2 separate regions of the Homo sapiens genome follow, and region 2 is linked to region 1. Evidence: chromatin loops called from intact Hi-C (ENCODE). Cell type or tissue: heart left ventricle. All regions are shown on one strand.

Region 1 (5,000 bases):
CTTTATAAGGCAGAGGAGAGAAAGGAAAGGATGTTCCAGGAAGAGCAAACAACATGTGCAAATGCTCAGAGATGAAGCGGAAATTAGTATTAAAGGATTTACGGCGTGCTTAGGAAGGACTTCGCACTTCCCGGCAACCATTTGAAATTAGGCACCACAATGTGACTTTCTTTGGCCAATGATTCAAAATGGCCACTTCAAGGCAGAAGATCTTAAAAGCCTATCCTTGATTCACTACACACCCTTCCCTCTTCCTGAGGACAGGGCAGATAGTGGAGGCTCCGTAGCCTGGATCTCTAGGTGAGACATATGTAAGCACAGCCTCCTCAGGTTGCGAGATGGACATGTAGAACCAGTGAAAATAAACTTGTGTTGTTTTAAGCCACTGAGATTTGAGAAATTTCTTCTTGCCTCAGCATTAACCCAGTCATTCTGGATTAACACAGAAAATGGAAACTTGAAGGGGAGTACTATGAGACCACAATCCCAAACTCTATGACAGTGGCTTAGTGTTCAGGCAACAGGTGACACGGAAGCTATCACTGAAGGCAAACAAGGTGATGACCAACACAATACCACAGTGAAACCTTTAGTGAAATTGTCTCAAAAACCGCACAGTAGTCTGGGCAGCAGATTATGTACCTAATGCATTGGTAGCTTTAAGGGAAGAGATTGAAAACTGCTAGTATGTATCGGTTGCTGGTGGTTGCTTCAGAAGGTATATTACAGAAAAAGGGATAAGCCCAGAGAACAAATGAGAAATTTGCAATAAGGTGAAAGGAAATAGAGGGAGTCCATAAATTAGAGAACATTTAGAATTTGAAGTAGCATCTGTGTTTCATTCCTTAACAGCAAAAGATAAAACTGAAAAATCTTAGAGGAACAAAGGCAAGAACATGTAGCCTTTTCACAAAGGTAAATTTAGAGTACGGCCTTCACACCTACTGTTAAAATCACTGAAAGAATTAAGGGGTCTCAGATCAAAGGTCTCACCAAAGATGTGGTGTCCATTAAATCCACTCAATTGAACAAAAAGGAGGCTAAGTATGTAATTCTTCCACTAAAGCTTGATGGGCTCAGCAGAGCTTTAATGAAGCAGGAAGCGAAAGGTATGAGCATGAGAAAGCCAAAGAATGTCAGAATTTTGTCTCTAAAAGGACTGTGGTTGAGACAGAGCTCACTGTCAAGTATATAGGAAGCCAACTTAATTTTTGAGGGAGTTATACTACCAAAAGGATCATCAACTTACATTAAAATTGATTGACTGTTTGAAATTCCAAATGACCCAGGGACCCCCAATTGTCTGCAGGCAGCAAGTGTGGCAAGAAGACTGCTCAGTTTTCAGGTGGGCATATTCTTCGGATACCCACTTTGGATTTGAAGGAGAGTAATGGAGAGGAGGACTCTCCCAGAGGGCAGAACCAGGAGCCACAGAGATCCAAGGACAAGGGGGTTACTTCCAGGAAGTGAAAACAGTGCCTAATTAAAGGTAGTCCTCCTGTAATCCCAGCACTTTGGGAGGCCAAGGTGGGCAGATCACTTGAGCTCGGGAGTTCAGGACCAGCCTGGGCAATGTGGTGAAAACCTGTCTCTACTAAAAATACAAAAGTTAGTTGGGTGTGGTGGTGCATGCCTGTAGTCCCGGCTACTTGGGAGGCTGAGATGGGAGCTTGACCACCGGAAGTCAAGGTTTCAGTGAATAGAGATCGTGTCACTGCACTCCAGCCTGGGTGGCGGAGTGAAACCCTGTCTCAAAAAATAAAAATGTAAAGGTAGTCCTCAAAATACTTGAGAAATAAGAATTTAGAGTTGCTACAGCCAGTCCTATGTCTGCTGTGTGTGCCCCCATTCTTCTGTCTGAATGCGAGTCTTTATTTCAGTAGTCCTTTGGTTGCTCCATTTTGGGGTCCTGAGCATGTGGGGAGCATAACTGGCACTGGACTTACAGACTATTGCACCTCACCCCCTGCTGTGAAGACTTCCCATCCTTCCTGTCACCCAGAGATCCTGCACTTTGAGCTACATGCTGTGACCGAATGGCAATTTTGGGTTGTCTCACCCGAAAAAAAAAGGCTGAGCATATTTTGCACGTGCAAAGGACAGTGTACTATGTATTTCAGAACGGGATGGCTCCTTAATGCTCTTCACTAGCGTTTCCGGGTCCCCTTCATCCAGGCACGTGATACCATGGCATTGCTGCACCCCTTCACATTATTACTTGTTTCGGTCATGAGGATGTGAGCAAAAGATTTGTGTCTCGCTTTTGGGTAAAAACCAAAAAAAAATTTCTACTTTCTGGGTAAAGCCGGTGTATGATTCACCATGTTCCCTCCCTTCATGACCATGATCTGCAATATTTTAGATTGTCCTGCTTGGGCGGGCTGGGCCCCGGAGAGAGAACAGTGTAGAACAGAGCCCCCTGCTGACTCCAGATGGAAGTACAGCATGACTGAAATCCACCTTCCTCGTCGGAAGCCTCTCTACAGTTTGGGGGTTGTTGGTTACTACAATTTAATAACAATCCATCCTGAAGGACATGTACACTAAAATAAACTTCGTAAGGTGTAAGCACCAGGTATTAAAAGTTACAAGCATGGAAAGGGAGAAAATAGTCCAAAGAGAATACTGAATTTGTGGACATTAATTATCAACTAGCCTAGATCAAAGGCCTCCCCTAAGGTGGAGTCTAAAGTTGAATCTTTCAAATAATTAAAATGGACATCTATCAAAATAATACATATTTCAAGAATAATGACTTTTGGAAGTCTCAAATGTGGATAAATCTAAACATATTATGATATTTGAGGTGCTTTAATAGTCCTATTATATAATAGAGTATCTTTAAGGTAAGAAAAATATTTTAGTTGCTTCCCAATAAAAAAGGAAGTAAAACTCAAATGCATTAAATCCATGATTATATAATTAACACCGTTAAATAGGTATATACCAGGAAAATATGCTACTTTTATGTGCCATACTATATGATCTTTTTAACTCTTCAGAGATCTTTAGTAAAGTGCTTGCTGATGTTGATTTAAAACATGATTTGGGCTCTGAGGACAAACCAAAACATTAGTTTGGTGATATTACATATTTCAGATTTGATGTCCTGCCACTCTAGAAATACTCTGAATTTATAAAAGCAGGTTGTTATGTCTAAGATTTGGCACTTATCTGTGAAAAGGGAAGGGAAATTTGTTCAGTTTAAGGAGGAAATACCATAATCAGTGCCCTGGAGAACAGCTATTTAAATTGAGTGCTTTATTATGAAATCATGGGTATTTAGCAGAATTATATCCAGATAGCTTTTTTATGTTCCTTTCAACCAGGCAGAAATTCCTTCTCCATGGGAAAATTGAAAATAGGGTATTGACAAATTGTGGAAATAATAAAGAATTCTGTGTAACATCATGAGTTTTTTTTCTGGGCGGGGGGTGGCGAGTGAGGAGGCAGGGGATCTTTGGTTTATTATCTCAGAAAATGGGTCAAGGCACAGGTGGGATCTATGCTTCCTTTCACTTTCTTTAAATCCTGGGCTTTCTGGGAGCCTTAAGAAATTTGTCTTTATGTTCCAACTTTGCTATTCTTAGGTGAGAAATGTTGCAGAAAAATGCTTATTTTATTTTATTTTTTTTACATTGCTCAAAAACTTCACTTTGGCTCATAATGTCGTATGTGCACTTTTTGTCGTATTGTGACTACACCTTTTAAACTCCCAATTTACCAGGGGATGTGTTGTTCTTGATTCACTCACTGATAAGTGAACATCAGAATGCTAACAAAGTGGGGGGCCCGCAGGGGAGCCGCTGTGACCGTAACCCCGATGAAACACAAAGCAGGAGGAAATTGAAAATCGTGTGTGAGTGTGTGTGTGTGTGTGCGTGTGCACATGGCTGTGTGCCTGTGTGTGTACGTGTCTGAGAGACAGGCAATATTCCCGCATTAAGTCAAGAGAGGCAGAGTGGTGATTTCTATTGAGGAAACCAGAAGGAGCTCTGGAAAAATGTCATATCAAGCCTAATGCTCTGCAAATGTAGAGAACTGGCATCTTTTTTCTAAGGGCAGTACATTATGACATTTAGAGCTAAAATTGTAAAATTATGAAAAACATTTTTACATGCTTGGCACACCGTAAGTGTTCAATAACTATTTTCAATTTATAATAATGATGACTGTAGCACATATTTCATTTATGTGAATACACAGTGATAATGGAGACTCTGGGATTCTGCTACGCAACCCTAGCCCCATCCTCCCCTCACACATATACACATCCCAGGGAAATTATTATGGATGAAGTAATCTGGACTGGATGCTTGGCCAGTCAGTGAGTTCTGTATTGTCAATCCTTGACGTTTTCTACATTCAAGTAGAATGGAGATAGTCATTCACTAGGTGGAAAGAAGGATACAAGGGGATTTGATGCGGGAGAAGAGCACTCCACCTTAAGCTGTCACAGAGGGCTGACAAGGAAGAGAATAGTGCAACATGAGGTGGGACCACCACTGAGGTCGATGGCTGGGAGCTAGAGACATTCAGCTTTAAGCTGGCTAGGGACATGTATCAGACAATGATCAGCATGTCACAAAAGCTGCCACGGACTGGTCAGGCCCTACCAGGAACCCTAGAATTGTCTAGGACACTGGGGATGGGAGCAACTGCGAAGTCAGTCTGAATTCAGAGAGATAAAATACTGAGTTTATGTAAGAAAGATCTTTTCCTTCCAGGGGACAAGTGGAGCCAAGATGATGCCAGAAAGAAAGGTTGATGGTGGTCAGACCAAATGACAAAGATCTAGGGAGACCTGAGGGTCCTTTCCGATCTGGAAAAGGAGTTAACTCAAATCTAACACCTGGTACCTCACAGACACCTGAATGTATTTAGCCACAAGTGTCTTTGTTTTGCTTCTGTTTCCCCCAATTTAGTTTCTATGACTTAGTGACTCAGGCTTTTAAACCTTCAGAATGATGATGGATGTGATAGTTGGGTCAGAAGAAACT
Region 2 (5,000 bases), 390 kb before region 1:
AAACCTGTCACAAGCCCAGTCCTACCTAAGGCTTGGTCCAAATAATTGCAGGATTTTATTTCTTTTCTCTCAAAGGTATAGGGCAAGTCAAGGAATGTGAAAATAGAGATATGACCTTCAACATTGACACCATCCTTCCTGGCTATCTCTGCAGCTCCCAGAGGTGAGAGACAGACTGGAGAGCTTTCAGGGGGCAGGTCCACCCATGGGGACATCCATGGGACAGGCTGAAAGGCACCTCAGGAGCTTGGAGGTTAAGAGAAGGAGAAAGGCACATTCACAGGGTGCACTGATGTCTTGAGTTCGAGAACCAGGCCAAGGAACCAGAGACTAAACAGTTAAAGAACAGCTCATTTTAAACATAAATAAAATTCCATCTACTCTACGTATTTTGTGAGCAAAAATGCAGTTCAGAAAAGCAGATTTGGTGCTGTGCTAAATGTTTTCATTTTTTTTATACGCTCCACGTTAGAGCTTGTATTTTCTCATACCTCCAAGGCATAGTCTTTTATGGCTTTAGAGATAAAAGATTTACATTTAAATCACGCTTTCCCCATGCCACATTCTAGCAATAGCATTTTAAGTTCTACTGTTCACCTAAAGGTCAGAATGCCTTTTTTTTAATGCCTACATATGCTACCACCTTAACCAAGTGAAGAAATCCTTTTAGCTTTAATTGTCTAAATATTATTTATAGTTTATGTAATATAAAATCCAAGGGATTCACAACAAAATGGAGACAGGAAAGTGCCATCCTGGGACTGTTTTGAAGAGTGAAGATATTGCATAGGTCTAGGACTCCAAATCCAGAGTCTCTATTATATTTGTGTGTGTGTGTGTGTGTGTGTGTGTGTGTGTGTGTGTGTGTGTGCCACATATACCATCAGGTGACTGTGTTCCAAGCTAATAGGTTCTCCTGAAAGGCATGAGATGGACAATCAGATAAGACCCTTTTGTTTCTCACTATTGCCTTGAAATTTACTGGCTGCATAATTGTTAATTTTATCCTTTACTCTTTTTTCCTGCATAAAGAAGATGGCAGGAGAAAAACAAAAGAATTGTCTCCTATGCCTTATTTGGAAATGGAATCGTGGGCTGTCTTGTTACAATCATGAACATCCATTGCAAAGCCCATCTACCCAATTGTCCAGAAACTTGAAAGTAAGGAGGTGATATGCCATGCATAGACTTTCAGGATTTCATGTCCTTGTATTCAGGACAATTGGGGGAACAAATCTCTCAGACAAACAAGTTGACTTTTACCCTTAATCCTGTAATTACAACTCAGTCTATGTTTTCAAAATTGCACTTACAAGACAAAATGGGAGAATAGCTTGCTTCTGGTTCTGAATCTGTAGTAGAATGTCTATAAGGAGCATGTGTCCTATTTTTTTAACTACATAAAAATTATCTTTCTTAATCATCTGTAGGTGAAGAATGGACCAGAGAATAAGGGTATGTTTCCAAGAGCCAAGAAAGAGCTAGGAAGCTAAATACTAAACCAACTGATATTTGCATTCAGGAATGGTGTGATGAGAACCCAAGCATTTTAATTGAAAGAGTAAAACCAAAAAAGCTCAAGGACAAATCATACCAAACAAAAGGAAAAGAACGATCATTTTAAAATTTTTATCATTTGTACTTCATTAGTCCTTGTGCTTATTATTTATTAATAAATAAGACTTGATGAGAGTTTTTTTAAGTATGTGGAAGTTTATTGCTTCTGTGGCCATGAATGTATTGAATTCCTCTATTCTAGGGTGTTCTTAGGGTAAAAAAAATCGACTGCAGATTAGAAGTAGTTCATGCCTTTGTTTTCAGTGAATCTTGGTACCAGAGGGAGCCCATGACGACATGAAGTTAGAATTTGACCCATAACAGTTACTCCAACCTCTCTTCCACTTTAACATCTTCCTGCCAAATGATCTTCTAAAGAAAAGAAAAAAACCCCACGAAGCTAGAAAAGGAAACCACTTTGTCTACTCTGGGCAATCAGTGGATACAGCACTTCATGTCAAAGGAATGTGGAGGGAATGTTTAAACTGTAATATTTTCACAGGCAAAGAACTTCACAAGGACCCAGAAGGTCAAGACTGCATTGATACCCACTCTTTTCAGAGTAATACTGTCTAGAAAAGTCCAGTGAAAATATTTAATAACTGGTTCTGGTTAGACATCATTTTATAGTCCTATCTAACAAAACTACTATCCTTTCGGATTAGAGAAAATGTTTACTTATTCAGAGTTGCAGAGTGCTACCTGGGGACAGCCCTAGGCAAACCATAAAGTTGAGGAATTTTCCTTCAGTTCTGTCTGACCTTCTCCATGCTTCTTCCATTTTATTCCACGTCTTCTTACCTGCCCTTCTACCTTTACCATTAAATATCTGATACTCTTGAGGACTCTCCTTTACTTTTCCTACCCAAACTTACTCTCAAGAAGGCATTCAACTTAACATTTGAACCTGAGTGTGAAATTAAATCAATTATCTTTCCTCTGTTTTTTTTTGTGTTTTTTATGTTCCCTAATTTAACCCTTTCTAAAGATATTCAAGCATAAGGAAGTGGTAAGATGAAATATTTTAGCCGTTCAAAATAAAATACTTGCTGGCACATGGAAATTAGACTATCTGTTGGTGGTTTACTGTCTAGTCTAGTTTCCACAGAATGACAATATTTACATTTGGTGTCATCATAAGAGCCCCAGAAACATCCAAGGCACTTATATAGCCCCCTAATTGCTTAAAATACATCACTTATTTGAATATTAGTGACAAATATTTTCTTGGTGACCAAGGAAAGAAGCCCCGGGTTCTCAGACTGCACATGTATTGCACGAGACCTGAGTATTCTCAGGATGGAGCGGGCATAGTAGATGTGGTATTTTTGTCTACTGAACATTCTCTGTATGTCCAGCCCTCTTTTTGTCTACTGAGCATTCTCTGTTTGTCCAGCCCTCCTTTCAGTTCTAATCCATGACTACATTTAGGGAAGGCATACAACGCAAAGCTGGGAACTCAGGTTACTCCATCCCTGTGACACAAAGAAATTAGTGGCTGAACAATTATTTTACCCACAATTAACCAGTGAGAGTCATCCCCTGGGATTTGATTATCTCTTCCTAGAAGACACTATCTTTCACTGGAACTGATATCTGTGAGGATGATGGAAGCTTGCAGCCTCCTGAAACCATCTCATGGGGAAAACATGTGTAAGAATCAAGCCAACACAAAGCAAAGGAGAACTGAAAGATAAGGAGACATGTATCTTACGGATGTTTCAGCCTTTGCATAAAGTCAGGTTTGAAATCTGCCACACCTCTGGGCTCCTCAGTACATGCTAGTCTTAAATTAGTCAGTTGGGTTTTTATCATTTGTGACCAAAGTACTACTTAACCAGGAACGTCATCAGGGAACCTATCCTTGAAGATGCCAAACAATGAATTACAGCTAGGGACACAGAACAGATACAATTGTGTTGAAGCCAAAACCAAGGTGACATTGATGTTACCCTTTGTTGAGTGCCTGCCTCATGACAGATGATTGCAGTGTTACAGACACATGCCCTCTTCTACCCCATCTCCGGCTTTTTACTGATAGATGATTCCTGATTGACAGTAGAAACACATTCCCAGAGTGGACAGCAAAGTGGAATGTAACACCAAGTTATTTTTTTCTCCTGTTATTTAATAGTGCCTGATTGAGCTGGTTCCTCTTTGTCAAGTGTCATTCAAAAATCACCCAATTGTTGGTCCACCCTTGCTTGGTTGTTGATGAGAATGCCATGTGGGCTGGAATCAAAGCCTCGCTGAAATTTGTCTATTTTACATCTGTTCCTGGCTGGGAGCTTAATGAGATGCATGGCATAATGAGATGTGTGTCTGGAGTATGTAATGAGATTCTTGATTCAAGTGCCTAATGAAGCCTATAGCCTAATGAAATGTATAGCATAATAAGATGCATAGCCCGAATGTATAGTACAGATTTGAAAATCCTTTTACAAAATATCACTAGGCATGCAAAAGTTTCTCCCATCTGTATAAGCTCCACCCACGTTTCTTTGGAATTCTTAGCTTGTCATTTCTCAATGCTATTGTCATTTTTGTCATGGTTATTTCTCATATCCAAAGCTAACAGAACATAAGCACTGGCCCTCATCAAATATAATAGGTAGTCTGAAAACACAGCATAGAAATTTTTTCCTCTTGAAAAGAGAAAATCATATCTTTGTTTCCTTCCATTCACTTCCTGATTTTTTAATATAAGCAACAATATCAATGAGCTGTTGCCTAACAAAATACCTAAAACTTTATGGCATAACACAAGTGTTTATCACTGCTTATGAGTTTTTGAGTCAGCTGGGTGATTCTTTTAGAGTAGACTAGGTGATATGGTCTGGCTCTGTGTTCCCACCCAAATCTCATCTTGAATTGTAATCTGAATTGTAATACTCATGTGTTAGGGGAGGGGACTCGTGGGAGGTGATTAGATCATGGGGGCAGTTCCCCTATGCTGTTCTTATGATAGTAAATAAGTTCTCATGAGATCTGATGGTTTTATAAGGGGCTTTTCCCCACTTTGCTCTGCACTGCTCTCTCCTGCTGTCATGTGAAAAAGGACATGTTTGATTCCCCTTCCACCAGATTGTAAGTTTCCTGAGGCCTTTCCAACCATGCGGAACTGTGAGTCAATTAAACCTCTTTCCTTTATAAATTACCCAGTCTCAGGTATTTCTTCATAGCTGCATGAGAATAGACTAATACAGTAAATTGGTACCACAAAGAATTGGGTGCTGCTATAGGGATAGCTGAAAATATGGAAGCAACTTTGGAACTAGGTAACAGGCAGAGGTTGGAACAGTTTGGAGGACTCAGTAGAAGACAGAAAGATGTGGGAAAGTTTGGAACTTCCTAGAGACTTGTTGAATGGCTTTGACCAAAATGTTGTTAGTGATATGGACAATGTAGTCCAGGCTGAGGTGGTCTCAGATGTAGATTAGAAA

The links. Peaks named below come from ENCODE experiments on the same cell type or tissue, not always from the same donor. Only the 100,000 strongest peaks of a DNase experiment are listed, where the experiment ranks them.
Region 2: it touches region 1 in a loop (2.6-fold over the local background); 8 of 110 quality-filtered maps call a loop at or near these places.

The regions. Positions count from the first base shown.
Region 1 is chr2:220,684,842-220,689,841 of GRCh38, reverse strand. No RefSeq gene overlaps it. Among named protein-coding and RNA genes, the nearest start is that of MIR4268, 780 kb to the right of the region's middle. RefSeq lists an enhancer at 2,279-2,573. In heart left ventricle, CTCF peaks have their summits at 2,229 and 2,428; a DNase peak (open chromatin) is centred at 2,401.
Region 2 is chr2:221,072,359-221,077,358 of GRCh38, reverse strand. No RefSeq gene overlaps it. Among named protein-coding and RNA genes, the nearest start is that of EPHA4, 500 kb to the left of the region's middle. In heart left ventricle, no CTCF peak of the experiment used is centred here; no DNase peak of the experiment used is centred here; H3K27ac peaks cover 1,735 bases.